Regions from separate parts of the Homo sapiens genome. Here region 2 is linked to region 1. The links are chromatin contacts, found by Hi-C or POLR2A ChIA-PET in ENCODE. All regions are on one chromosome and are shown on one strand. The core of a region is the stretch at or near the end of the contact, and the rest is flanking DNA. Distances in the headings are between cores, read along the strand shown.

Region 1 (7,082 bases), core at 2,600-5,099:
TACGAGTTGGGGCTCGGATGATTGGTAGGATTTTGATTGTAATAGCAGACATCTCAAGCTAATGATTAAGTGATGTTGAGTGTATGGGGATTGCAACTACACTGCAATTTAGGTACAAAAAGGTAGAATTTTCATTTTGTCTAAACTGATTCGATCATCTTCATGAAATCTCAGTCACTGACAAACGGGAGGGGAAATAATGTGTTTTTATTCTAACCCAGAAACCTGGGTTCATTCAGTATTTTAAGCAGTTCCTTAAAGTTCAAGTTTATTACGTTAAGACCCTCAGTCTCTAAGATTTCCACCTTTCCCCTACATCCTATTTTAGATAGTATCTGGAAATATCAGATATCCCTAGATACCATTACCTGAGGCATTGGGACAAAGGGTCATTTGGTTTGAACAGGTTCTTCTGCCTCCTCTGGTCTCTGAGGTGACATTCCTCATATGTCTAGTTGCTTCTGGTCTTTCACTTGAAGTTGGTAGCTAGAGAAACTCATGGTCTGTGCTTCAGGGCCTTGCGGCCATCTCTGACGGACGGGTCTCAACTCTTTGGTACTTTAGACATCCCTGGTCTAGAAGGTCCACTCCATAGCCTTTGCTAAAGTGTCACCTTGCTCTTTTAACAAAAAACTTCAGGGAAGATTGGATAGCTCTCAACTCAACCACGTTCTGAGTACTGTTGGAGCCAAGAGAACACTTCCGCTTAGCCCTCTGAAGGTTAGGTGAAAATTACTGACAAGAGGCAGATGAAGAGGAGAAAAGGCATACAAATTTATTTGATCATAGCTTTACATGAAATTTGAACACCACATTTCCAACATAAGCCTTCAGAATGAAGACCAAAGACACAGGGAAAATTGACCATTTTAATCCTTAGGTTCAACAAGGTATGAACAGTCATGAAGAAATATGACTGGACAAAAGGGATATGACCTAATACTAATAGATTGAGTAGGGAAACCCAGAAAGGCCTGTCTGTCTAGATTCTTCTTGACCTGTCTGAGCATGCACTTCTTCCTTTTGGCTATGTGGCAGGGCCCTCTCTGGAATGAGGATCTTATGACCTTCAGTTAAACAAGGTAGGTAAGATAATTTCTTTATGGCCAGTTTTTACACAGAAAAGCAGAAGAAAAATTAGAGTAATATTTTCAGATTTTATGGCTGGCTTTGGGGAAAAGGAATTGTGGTTTCTATAACCCACGTTGGGGAACAGGGATTCTAGTTTCTTATAGCTAGCCTCAGGGGAAAATGAGACTGAGAGGCTGAAGGTCAGAAGATGAGAGGAAAAACTTTTACTTCTGAGGTTTTTTTTTTTTTTTTTTTTTTTTTTTTTTTTTTTTTTTGGGGAGGAGGGGAGTATTGTTTTCTGAGTCTCAACAGTACATAGAAACTTACAGCACTCTGGAAAGTCAATGCCTACCCTGTCTCCGCCCTGTTCAAGGTTACTGGAATGTGGTTCCTGCTCAGCCTGATATCTTCCCAGATATCTGAGAATTGGGAAAGTAATTTCTCTGTCCTTGAGTTTTCCCACACCAATCTGGATATTTCTAAAGCCACAACCCCTCACCCTACATCTTCAGGGTGGGAACAGTAAAAATGTTTCTGGTGTCTTTCTTGAGCTCTTCTACCCCTTTCCCGTAATTCTCCAAGCCAAAGAGAATAGGATTTTCTTCTACTTTACCTACTTCATAGCCACCACCTTCCTTATATCAATCTCTGACTAAATCCTTCATACTGGACTAAGATACCTTGTCTTTACTATGGGAGAAACCCTATCATTTGGTCCACCAGGCCTAGCCTTGATATGTTGAACCATAAACAAATTTACATTTTATGTCTTGACAATGCCTCGATTTGAAGCCTAAAAACTCGATTTAAAAAATCCTATATTTAATATCGAAAGTTAAAAAGTAAATATTTCTTTTGTATTTTTTATACAAGAATCCAAATCCTCAGCAGAAAGGTGCCTTGGATTGATTAAGTTGTATACCCAGAAAGTGACATTAATACACTTCTTGAAACATTACCCTTTCCGATTACACAAATATTCTAGCCGACAAATCTGATCATGCTAATTTCCTATTTAAAGCCTTTTTAATAATTTCTCATTCCCTTAAGATAAAATCATTTTGGAGATCTTCCTGACCATCTAACCTAGGTTATAAACCTCGTGCGTGCTTCTACAAGCTCCCATACTTCCTCTTTCTTAACACCCATCCTACTTTTACTTTTTCAATATATATCTTTCTTGATAAATTTGAACTCCAAATTTTCAACACATAGCACAGTGTCCTGGACATAGGTGCTTCATAAATATTTGCATGAGTTTGAATTAAATGCATGTCGTATTTCTTACTTGAAAATCAGTAAATTGTTATTCTAGTTTACACAGTTCCTTTTTTTTGAGATTTATAAATTTGAGACTACTCTAAAAAATGAACCCACTGTTGGGCTTACAATACCAATTTCTAGTTCTACAGAGCCAGGCTTTCGAACACAGAAAATTCACCAGTAAGTACTTTCTTGTCATATCCTTTGACAGGTAATAATTTACCCTCTCCTTGGGGACACCCCTACCTTAAGACAAGAATTCTTTCAAACTTCAAAAACATCCATCTTCATTAATAAGTTCATAATGAAGACTTTTCACTTTAAGATGCCTAATTATCTTTCACAGATATTTATGAAATTTCAATTGTGCCAAGATTTTTCACAGGCTTATTTTACTTTAAGCTGGTCCTTCCATTTATTGAAGCTTCAATTAATTAGACTTCATCATGTTATAGCTAAATGGATGTGACTAGAAAGAGCAGCATACAGACATCTATGTGTAAACTGTTACTTGTTGGTTAACATTTATGTTTGAAATGGAAAATCAATAAAAGGGAACTTATATTAATTTATAAGCACATTAAGAAAAGAGGGGACACTATTTTTGATCCCAAGATAGCAACAAAACTAAAAACTTTTCCAAAGAAGCAAACGGGAACAGAGGTCAATAGGCTGTGACCTCTATTTTATGTTTAAAACGTTTGCACATCCACTAAGTGCACTGCAGAATCTTAAATGCAATTAAAATCAATGGGCATACAAGTTATAGAGTAGCTTGAGGAAGCACAAGTCAATCTTCATTAGCTATTGTAGCAAAGATTCCTTCCAAATCCATGGGAGCAGGTGCTGTTTATACTCCCTTCATTGACGCCCAGAACAATGGCATAGGGTGAGCATTGAATACTTATTTGCTACGCGCATGAATGAATGAAGCTACGCTGCGAAGGCAGACTGCGTGGCTGCTGGTCCCGTGGCTGCTGGCCCCGCAGCATGTCTGCCGCCTTTTCAGCAGGCTTGCTGCATCTCCTCATTCCCTCACCTTTCTGGCAGTAAGGAGTTCCCACGTTTGCCCCGCTTCAGTGTCGTGGACTGGCAAAATGCTGTCTCTAAACCCCTCCACGCCTCAGGTAATCCGCTCATTTCTCACACAGACGCAGCTGTTTCCGAGGAATGTCCGGCCGAGCCCGCAGGGTGCGGGCAGCGAGTATCCTGGGACCTTCAGGGGAGGAGGTGGCTCCCACACCCCAATACCGTACAGAGAGTCCGAAGAGTCCGGGCCCTTATTTTTCCAATTCTTGGTAAACAACAAACATGCTCGCCCTCGCCTCCCCGTGCAGACGCCTCAGGGCCAACTCGGGCTTCGCCAGGCACCGAGAGCAGACAGAAGACGCCAAATGGCTATCACCAGGAGAGAGGGCGAGGCAGCCGCGCGGCGTATAGCGCTCGCCCTTCCCGCGCGCTCGGTCGCCCGACGCCTCACGCGCGAGGTTGCCTTGGCAGTGGCTGGAGGGCAGGTGGGGGCGCGTGCGCGCAGAAGGGCGGGGGAGGGACCACCGCGCGCCAGCAGGTGGGCGCGTTCTCCCGCGCGCGTGCGCGCGTCGAAGCCCTATACATCACGTTCCCCGAGAGCAGCGTCCCCTCCCCGCCGGGAGCGCGCGCCTCCCATCCTCGCGCCGGGTCCTGCTCGGTCTCTCAGAGCCGCACACTCCGCGGAGCTCCTGCCACAGCCGTCGCCTTCGCGGCGGCTCTCCAGCCCCGCGCCTCAGCCTCGGCGCCGCATCACCGCGTCCCAGGCCTCCTTCCCTCCCTCTGCCACTCCCCCTCCCTTTCCCGCTCTTCTTGCCCACCCGGCCGGCAGAGAGAGCCTGGATACGAAGCAGGCGGGCTTCAGAGTGGGTTGGAAAAATGGAGGTGCCGCGCCTGGATCATGCCCTCAACAGCCCCACCAGCCCCTGTGAGGAGGTGATCAAAAACCTCAGCCTGGAGGCCATTCAGCTGTGCGACCGGGACGGTAAGAGCGGCCGGGACCGCGAGGAAAGGGACAGAGTTCGCGCCGAGGCGCCGGGGCCACTCTGGCTCCGCCGACGCCGCTCGCCAGGGCGGCAGGGTCTTTTGTTGTCCCCTCTGTGCAAATAAATGCAGATGTGGGTTACCCTCCGCCCACCGCCCTCCCCTCACCCCAGAAACAAAAGGACCCCGGGGCTCGCGCCTTGGCGCGGAAAGTAGCCGTCCACAACCGTGGCGCCCTTCGCCGCCTTCGCCCGCCTGGCCCGGACGAGGGCGACGTTCCCGCTCGCGGCTCCTGCCCCGACGAGGCGTTTCCGATCTTTGCCGCAGTCCGGATTTCCTGGGTCTCTGGGCACTGAAGGGGAAATGCCCTCGGGATGTTTCTAGCAACCCCCTTCCCCCAACACACACACACTAGTTGGCATTCTCTTCCAGAAACTTATCATTTTCTTTTTTAAACCTCCCATCCTCAGACTCCCCAAATTAACAAGTCTTTTTAGCCTCTTGGATTGGGATTAGGATGACAGTTTTTCAGTGAGGGCGCAGAAAAACAGTGCATTTCAGCACCAAGGACAGACACAATCTTCATGGTTCCTGGGCTCTGAGTCAGACTGTCGAAAATATTGGCCTAATATATGTGCTGTGATTCAGACTTTGTGGCGAGTACGTACCATTGCGTGTTGATATTATATCGTTTATTCTGTTGTTGAAGTTGGCAGGCTCCTGTGGAAGGAAATTGATTGAATACAGGTCTGAGCGTTGAAGACATAAGCTAGTGCTGTGTGCGGTGTGGTTAGTTACAGTGCTTCTGGGTTAGCTGGACTAGTTAGAGTCTGCTACTTTAGTAATGTGGTACAAAACTTCATTTGTAAAGAAATCATTTGATTAGTAATTGGTTGGCCGAATAATTGTAAAATTCTACATCTGACAAAGGAAACACAGTTCACATGTTGTTAAGAGGGCCCCAAATACTTTTGACTGTAAATGAAATTAATGTTTAACTGTATATAGAGGTAATGATTGTAAAACATGTCTTTAACCAAAGTTATGTACAGATACTAATACGCTCACAGTAAGGTCATAAAATTTATCAGCCTAATCCAAATAGGGAGCAGAGGTCTTGTTTCCAAAGTCATTTAAATGGTAATCACTTGGTTACGCATTGCTATTCAGCACGTTTATATCAAGCAAGCACCGAATTTGTTTATTACTAAATTTTATATTTATTAATATAAATTTATATTTAATAATTTTGAAACCAGAATTCAAACTTTTTGAAACCAAAACCACTTTAATTTCTGATACAGGTGTAGTATATGAATAAATAAATACGTTTGCAAAGACAGCTTGTATTTCCTTTATTCTTAGACTGTTTTAGTCACCATGGTAGTAAGTGCACATATTTATGGTATCTAAAAACATTTATCATTTTGGTATTCCATATGTAAGCTTGCATGATTATAGACTGTAAAGATTATTTTTAATAACGCATAGGAAGTCATTTGGATTTTAGTTTAGACTTTTATGAAATGACTTTTTGTAATGTAACCATTGCAAGTTGTAAATATTTTTATTTTCTTAGGGTTGAGAGAAACACAAGACTAATAAAAGTAGACTTCATTTTTATTTATTGCAATGATAAAGCAAAAGCTCATTCTTGTACTCAATGGAATTAGGCATTCATTGTTGCTCTTCAGAACCCAGTAATCTCAATACTTAAAACCGCATTTACCACGTGTTTCAAAGATATTAGGGAAAATTTAAACTTTTTAATGAAGTTCACAGAGTTAAGAGAGTGCAAAAAATAATGCTGTATTTACTGTGATCCCCTAGAGGAGTAGCTATTTTATTCTGGTATTATTTTTTAGTTGTTTCTTTTCAAATTAGGAATCCCACAAAATGAACAAATTATGTAACATTTAATTTTGGGGAGGGTGCTGGCACTAAGTAACATCTATGAAAATTACTATTTGCAGACTTCCAAGTAATTTACATAGACTAATTAAATAGGGTTTTATTTTATAAAATAGTATACACCAACAAATACAAAGAGCTAACTCTTCTACTAGAAGATGTATAAAATTTGGAAATACTTTGTTTAGAGATGTTGTTAAATGCTTAACTTATTTTGTTATCCTATCTTACATGTCAATTCCAAAAATATTAACTTGGTTGGCTTCAAAGGGATAATTTAGGGGGAATAATGTCGTTTGTTTTTAATAGAACAGCATATGAAATGTTGCATTAAATTTGTCAAACAGACCTTACTTAGCATCATTTTGTATTGAGAGATTTTCAGCTAGTTGCTTTTTACTCCCTTTGCTTCCCTCCTTTCACTTTCTTTCCACTCAAGTCTCGTTATTTTACTTCTGTAACTATGTAACATAGAAAAGGATGTGGCAGAATATGGGACAGAAGATCTATTTTGTGTTTAAGTACCTAATAAGAGCTATATTTCATAATTTATGATAGAATACATTTATTTTGTTTGCTCTTTTCTCACTTTCTTTTAATCTACTGTTAATTTGGTGATGAAAAAAAATGAGAGAAACATTAATTCCCTGGAAGTGGAATAAAATAGAATAGGGGAAAGTATAGTTATGTTCTCCAATCAGAGATATTTTTAATTTTATAATGTTTTCATACTGTATCAACCAAGAGTTATGCCTGCTGGTGAACATAACTGTATATCTCTCTTATGTTTCATTGGATTTTTTTGTTTTTGTTTTTGTCTGTCACTT
Region 2 (7,082 bases), core at 2,531-5,030, 530 kb before region 1:
TGAATCACAGCAGTATGAATGTACCTAACGTTGCTATTTTGACGTCTAAATGGCCACATGTTTTCAGAGAAAATAATTTAACATTGAAACATAGTTACAAAATATCTTGCAGGGAAGACACAATTTGAAATTGTAATAGCAGTGCTGCAAGTTTATAGTAAAACTGGAATAGCCAGGTCTCTTCAAGGCCAGCTTTGCACATTTAAGTGAATAGTAAATAGTTACTCTAAAGCTGGCATTTAGAATTATTAATTAATTGGTAAGTGCTGAATACCTGGAAAATAGCCCAGGGAAGTATCTGCATTTTGTGAGGTGTGAGTTAGGCTCTGCACTTTCGGGGTGAATGAAAATGAACAGCAGCTACTCATGGTGGCTTCTTATTCCTGAGTTCCGAAAGAGGCTGGGGGTGTTTTCATGTACTGAGTACTGTCATTATGTAGATCTTAGCTTGTCTTCCCTGAAATGTTTATTAAATCTCTATGTGTTGTGTTCCAGGGTGTGGAAGAGTGACTTTGGTTGGTTAGAGGAAGAGGTCAGAATGATGAGTTCTAGGTTGGCATTATTCCTGGAATGTCATGGAACTTTTCCTGTAATGAGTTCCTGGTGACTTGAGAACATTTGCAAAACCGTGCCCTCAACGTCTAGCTGTGCAGTCATCCTTTCTGTTCCACTCAGCCAGTGGTCTCCCAGGAAAGTGTGGTTGACTGTACAACCCATCATTCTATTGCACCAGTCACCAAAAACACATATGCTCCTGACAATATGAACCATTTATTATTATTATTATTATTATTATTATTATTATTATTATTATTATTATTATTATTGAGGCAGGATCTTGCTCTGCCACCCAGGTTGGAGTGCAGTGATGTGATCACGGCTTACTGCAGTCTTGACCTCCTGGGCTTAGGCAATTCTCCCCACTCAGCCTCCTGAGTAGCTGGGACTACATGTGTGTGCAACCATGCTCGGCTAATTTTTTTTACTATTTTTGTAGAGATGGGGTCTTTGTTGCCCAGGCCAGTCGCAAACTCCTTGGCTCAAGCAATCCTCCTGCCTCGGCCTCCCAAAGTGCTAGGATTACAGGCATGAGCCACTGCGTCTGGCCCTGTCTTTATTATTCTTGTAAACTTAATGTCTGCAAGGTGTTATTTACCAAAGAGGTTTGTAAACCAGATGTCTCTTCTCTTGAACACTAATGAATAAAATCTTGTATTTTTTGGCTTTCTCAGCTAATCATTACTTAAACCTTCAGCTTAAAAACTGGGGAATTGAAATCCCTGTGGCTGGCTAGTCCTCTGAAGGCTTTGTGATGATGTCACTCTCAGATCGGGACAGAAGCATTCAAGAGAGGGATAATACTCTTGCTTATGTGACAGCTGTATGTGTCCAAGAGCATTTGGCTACATTCAGTGATTTGATGGCCTTGTTCTGATTACAGAGCTCTTTGCTATCTTCTTCCTTTGCATTGAATTTTGTCAAATTTCCCAGGTATTCTCTGAAGAAAGTTCCTCTTTAGTTGTCAATCACCACCTGTCCATCAGAGAAATCTTTTAGCTACCTCTAAATGTGAGCTTGGCTGGGCTAGGTTGAATGATAGAATTCTTGTATTTTTAGAGTGAATTCTGAATAGCAGAATGGTCAGGACTTACAGTACATTATTTTATCCTTTGTTCCAAAAAGGGGTTTGAAGTGGCTTAACAATTTACATTTAGTAATACAGACTGAAAAATAAATAGAAGAGGAAATTGTTGTGAAGGGAAAATAAGTGTTGGAAAATAATTTGAGAGGAGGAACAATAAGATTTGTACACAACACACACCAACAGGATCTGAGCTTCCTCCATGGCCACAGCAGAAAAGGAAGCCTGACCATTTAGGAGAACCACAAGGTCCATGAGATTAAAAATAAATTAGTGGCTCTGGAAGATCACAGGCTTTATTGCTACAGGAACCTTGGAGGAGCTTCTGTTAATTACCTAATGAGACACTGCAGTGTGTGTCTGGCAGAATATGTCCTCAACAGCACCTACCCTGCTGAAATATGGTTGTTTCCTGTTATGTGTCAGTATAGGAAATAATATAGTTTGCTTTCTATTGTGTGCTAATATGACTTAAATCAGTTCTAAAAAAGTTAGAAATTTTTTTGGAATATCTACGATGAGATATATACCTGTCAGTCCTCCATGAATTTCTCCCAGCTGAGTTAGATAAGGTGGTTATCTGGCCTTTAGAATATTATTATTGCTAATAATTATTACAGTAGCACCAGTTACAACACATAGCTACTCTTTCCCAAGTACCTATAATGTTTTAAGCATCATACTAGGGCACTTGCTACAGAAGAGATCTCTCAATTCTCAGGGAAACCGCGTGGCTTTATTCTTATTTTAGAGAAAGAAAATTGGCTCAAAGACTTTGACTGACTTGGCCAGGTTTGCCTGGCTACCACTCCCTGTGTGCCTGGCCCCGATTCTTCTACCTGAGACCCAGAAGTTGTGTAAGGAAGACAGTTTAGCTCTTTTGAGTCAACTCCCTAAAACAATCGATCCTTTTCTCCTGTTAGTCTGTGCAGCACAGAAACAGAACTCCACCCGTCCCCGTGCCTGGGAAGTCTCTGGTTTTTGTTTAAGGCATGTGTATCCTATACGTGCCTTGTGGCAATTCCACAGCTGGCTCCCTTTAGGCTCCATGGAATTGTACATCTAGGGCCACGTTAGAGTGATCGAAAAAACTAGATAAGGATAAGTATTTTCTTGTTTTAACTTTTTAAATGTTCTTAAGCTTCGAAAATTGAATTGAATTTAATTTGGCCAACGTTGTCAGGAAGGGCAAGCTTATAAAAAGAAAAAAATAACCTTTCATGTAAAGTTATTTGAAATCTCATAATATTTCTACTGTGCCTTTTTGATTAAAAATTTAAGTTAAAAGCAGTGATAGATTTTGCCTATCATTTTGATTTTTTAAGTTTATGTTCAAAAGTATGCCTATATATATTTTAAGTCAGAGCTGGGGTTACTTTTAAATACCGGTTCTTAATAACAATAAAAGGTCATCAAATAGTATTATGTTCACATTCTAAAAGGTTTAGTCTGTGTCTAAACAAAAAAAATTTTCTTTATATGGACAGAAAGAACTCCCCGCCCCACCAATACACACCCTCTTTCTTACACTTTGTAGTACCCTAGGTCAAAGTAGGGAAGCTCATGATATGTTTTAAAGAGGGAAAAGGTGGCCAGGCGCGGTGGCTCACGCCTGTAATCCCAGCACTTTGGGAGACCGAGGTGGGTGGATCACGAGGTCAGGAGATCGAGACCATCCTGACTAACTCGGTGAAACTTTGTCTCTATTAAAAATACAAAAAATTAGCTGGGTGTGGTGGTGGGCGCCTGTAGTCCCAGCTACTCGGGAGGCTGAGGCAGGAGAATGGTGAACCCGGGAGGCGGAGCTTGCAGTGAGCCGAGATCGCGCCACTGCGCTCCAGCCTGGGCGACAGAGCGAGACTCCATCTCAAAAAAAAAAAAAAAAAAAAAAAAAAAAAGAGGGAAAAGGTATGCAATTAGAACCAGATTGGCATTTTGGCAGGTATTTATTTTTCCAGGATGAACGTGCTTTCAAAAATTGCCAGTAGTTGCTAGGCAGACTTCAACAAACACAAAAGACATTTCCCAAGCATCTAACCTGGCTGGTTTCTCCATTTATATTTTGTGATCCTGGCTCGCAGTGTAGTAAACCCTATTACTATTTGAACTCGAAATACAGAATACTTCTGCCAGCAGTCCCATTGGCATTTTGCGGCAGTCATGAAGTTAAATTTTCTTCGCCAGGAGGCCAGTTGACTAACTTTAAACGAAGGCACATTGTCCAAGATTGTGGGCAGATCATTTGAACTGCCTTGAAGTTGAATAGAAACTATATAAAGAAAACAACTCCATCTTGCCAGAAGCAGTTGCCTTTTTATTTGGTGTTCTCCTTTCTGATCACTGAATTTTCCTGCTGAGTTTATGCTTATTGTATCTTTCTCTTTCCTCTGGCAAATGAACAGAACCCTCACATACGCAGTTATGGTCAGTCCTTTACTTAAATAACTTTGCTGGATGAATTTGGAACAATGCCAGAGAAACTGAAGAAACCCTTGTTTTTCTGGAATAGCAATTAGATTTGCAATGCTTTTTTTTTTTTTTCCTGAAGAACTGTTTAACCATAGATCTGTCCATTTCCTTATTTTTTGTTTGTTCATTCGTTTTTGTTTTCCACTACTTGTCCAGGCCAGCTTTTCCTAAGAATAGTATTATGCCATTTACTAATAGATGGGAAATGCAGACTAATTTTGAAGGCTAACAGTTTAAAAGTCAGCATCTTTTAAATGCGTTGATCATATTGGGGCAAAGTGCTAATAAATATAATTTTCCTTCCACATAGAGTAAGCATGCACAGCTGGGATAAGATTGCAAAATATTTATCCTGACTTGTAGTGGTAGTAAATGACCTATTTGTTTGGGCTAAAAGTCTCCATAATATAGTAACAGTTTTACCATATTTTCTAGTAAGTTATGACTATCATATATTCTTTAAAAAAGGTTTTAGGGTCTTGCAGGCTGTCTGCATTGTATTTGGATATTCATTACCTAAAAATGAGGGTATGGATTTCCTTCTGCATGTATAACCTCTTATTACTATTAACCCTTTATATTTAGTCTCATGTGTCTGGAACATTTTGATTGAGACTAGCATGATATCTCTGTGCCTCCTGTATAGAACTTCTTAGGAAACTCATAGCCGAAATGACGGGAGAAACAATTTTATTTTAGGCCATGGAGATTCTTGTGAAAAATGTTAACAAGTAGGTAGTGCTGTAGTTGGGAGATATATGTTCTTTCTTTCTTGCCTGTTCCTGATTTTTTTTAAATTAAATACTACAGTCAATTTTAGGGGGTTGACATGCTAGTTTTAAATACAACAGAAGGTATTTCTTTTCGTAGGTTAATATTCTATTTGGAAACATAGCCTTTTTCCTTCTTTCTCTCTTTCTTTCCTTTCTGTTTTTAAGTAAAAATGGTATATACTTATAGAAAGAAAAAAATTACAGAAAAATCCACAGCAGGAAGTAAAGAACAGCCAAATTCTCTCCCCAAAGATACTGTTATACATTTTGGAAGCATCTTTCTAATCATCTTCCTATGGTAGATATACCTGCATATACCACTTTAATTTAATTGTCATTTACTCTGTAAACTAGTCTGTATTCTGTTTTTTTCTAACCATCAACTTTTCTTGTTCGTAAATACAGATTTACAAAATCCTTTTTAGTTATAGTCTCACATCAAAAAATATCATTGTTTTATTTAGTAAGAAAAGTAGCATTAAACATTCACTATTTGCCTATAGTAACTATTGAAAACAGAATATTCCAAATTTCTACTGTAAGAAATTTAGTTCATAAAACATTGAAAGTGTATTATTTTAGGAAAGAGCATGAATGTCAAAATAACTTCGCTGCTTTGGAGAACCAAAAATCTTTGGCCTTTAGCTTATTTCAGAAGTTTGGAAGAACTTAAAGATAATTCATGAGTTTCAGAAGCATTTTAATACCATAAAATGCTACTTATCTGGAATCCAGAGAAATGAATCATAGTGGTTACAGTATCAAAGAGTGAGTGATTTTTTTCCCCAAGGTGATTTTTCCACACTCCTAAAAACCATCATCTTCACGATAACCTGTGTCTTTTCACTTGTCAGCACATTGAAATATAAGACTTTTCCAAATCCCAGAACCCTCTTTGGCTGCTCATAGCTACTTTTCAATCTTTTTGATGGGGTTTAAAGAGCTACCCTGCACCATTGCAAGAATGTGTGCTTAAGGGATTTGAAGAGGGCTTTCTCAGAAAAAAAAAAAAATGTGTATAATCACGTAAAGGAAGCATGGCTCTGCAAACATGAAACTAGCTGAATTTTTCTCCAGCTTCCTTCAGTGTTTAGCTGTGACCAGAATTACAGAGAAAGTTGATAAGCATGGTCCATCATCTACTGATTTTGTAAGTGTTGTAAACTGTTGGAGAATACACTGCATTAGTAATGCATTTTCCAGAAACCACATATTTTTTTCTACCTTTATGACATGCTAAGTTATTGTCTTAACTTGATCTGGTGGTTTCTTGCCTTACTTTAATTAGAAAAGATTTTCGGAAATACACATGACACAATCAACTGCATTTAAAAAAAAATGCTTTGCTTTTCTAGCAGGCCATTAGGCATAAGTAAGGGCAGTGTCTGCTCTTTTGACCAAGACTGTCTCCTCCGGTAGAGCATGGCTGAAGCCGTCTGCTTTAGGAGGGTGTAGTGTTTTGCAGCTGTAGATGCTGTTATATATAAAAATATTTTCACAACTGCCCTCTTTGAACTGTGTTCTCATATGTAACAGATTGTACACAACTCAGTGCTTCACCCTTGTACTGATCCTTCAGTGTTTTTTGTGTTCACCTATGTTAAATGTCATTTCTCTCTGTCCTTTGCCAGAGAGGCTTTTGAATCTAAGCCAAAAAAGGCATTTATTATACACAGAGTTATGTTCTCTGGCATGTAGAATACTCTTGTATGCTGGCCACTCCACTCGGACTTAGTGTATTCCTATAAATATGTCTGTTGCTTTCAAAGGCTATGATATGGAGGGAACAATGGTATGTTTAGTGCCTCTCTCTCTCTCTTTCTCTCTCTCTTTCTCTCTTACAGAGACACACACAGAGGATCTCATATCTTTAGGCATCAGAACGCTAAGGTACAGAATGCCTCTACACTGTTGGAAATCCTCTCTGTTGTTTGACCATAATGCTACTTGCTACTCCTGTCTTTTATCTTAATCATGATGACTCCTGATCACTCTGCTTTTCTCTTTCCTTTCTGCTTTTTCATTTTCTCTTGATAGTTGCACTATGCATGTTAGTATCACATGATTTGAGTAGGACCTTGCTTGTTATCCCATAATTGGCAACTAAGATTCAGAATGGAGAGCCATGTGGCCCTGGCATTCTGAAGAGTGCTTTGAAAGATCTGCCAACACTTGAAGGCATACACTTCTCCTTCACA

Evidence for each region. A loop is a pair of places that touch in the nucleus more often than their neighbours do. ChIA-PET counts read pairs that join two places held with the same protein, here RNA polymerase II (POLR2A).
Region 2: a loop to region 1 is called in a map of Caco-2, with 2.4 times the contacts of the local background. The contact joins the enhancer-like site here to the promoter of CCEPR in region 1. A Hi-C loop is called at or near these places in 1 of 168 maps with a recorded cell type or tissue (Caco-2). POLR2A ChIA-PET finds 5 or more read pairs at or near these places in 1 of 52 experiments (SK-N-SH).

What each region holds. Positions count from the first base shown.
Region 1 is chr10:59,172,615-59,179,696 of GRCh38, forward strand. CCEPR (cervical carcinoma expressed PCNA regulatory lncRNA) reads right to left here and starts at 3,850. Exons shown (of 1, transcript NR_131782.1): 1 at 1,349-3,850. PHYHIPL (phytanoyl-CoA 2-hydroxylase interacting protein like) reads left to right here and starts at 4,029. Exons shown (of 5, transcript NM_032439.4): 1 at 4,029-4,345. The coding sequence starts at 4,240.
Region 2 is chr10:58,641,896-58,648,977 of GRCh38, forward strand. All of the region lies in intron 2 of BICC1 (BicC family RNA binding protein 1), which reads left to right. Among named protein-coding and RNA genes, the nearest start is that of BICC1, 130 kb to the left of the region's middle. Within about 2 kb of position 3,781, at least 2 of the 41 ENCODE cell types and tissues checked have a DNase peak (open chromatin) inside an H3K27ac peak, as active enhancers do.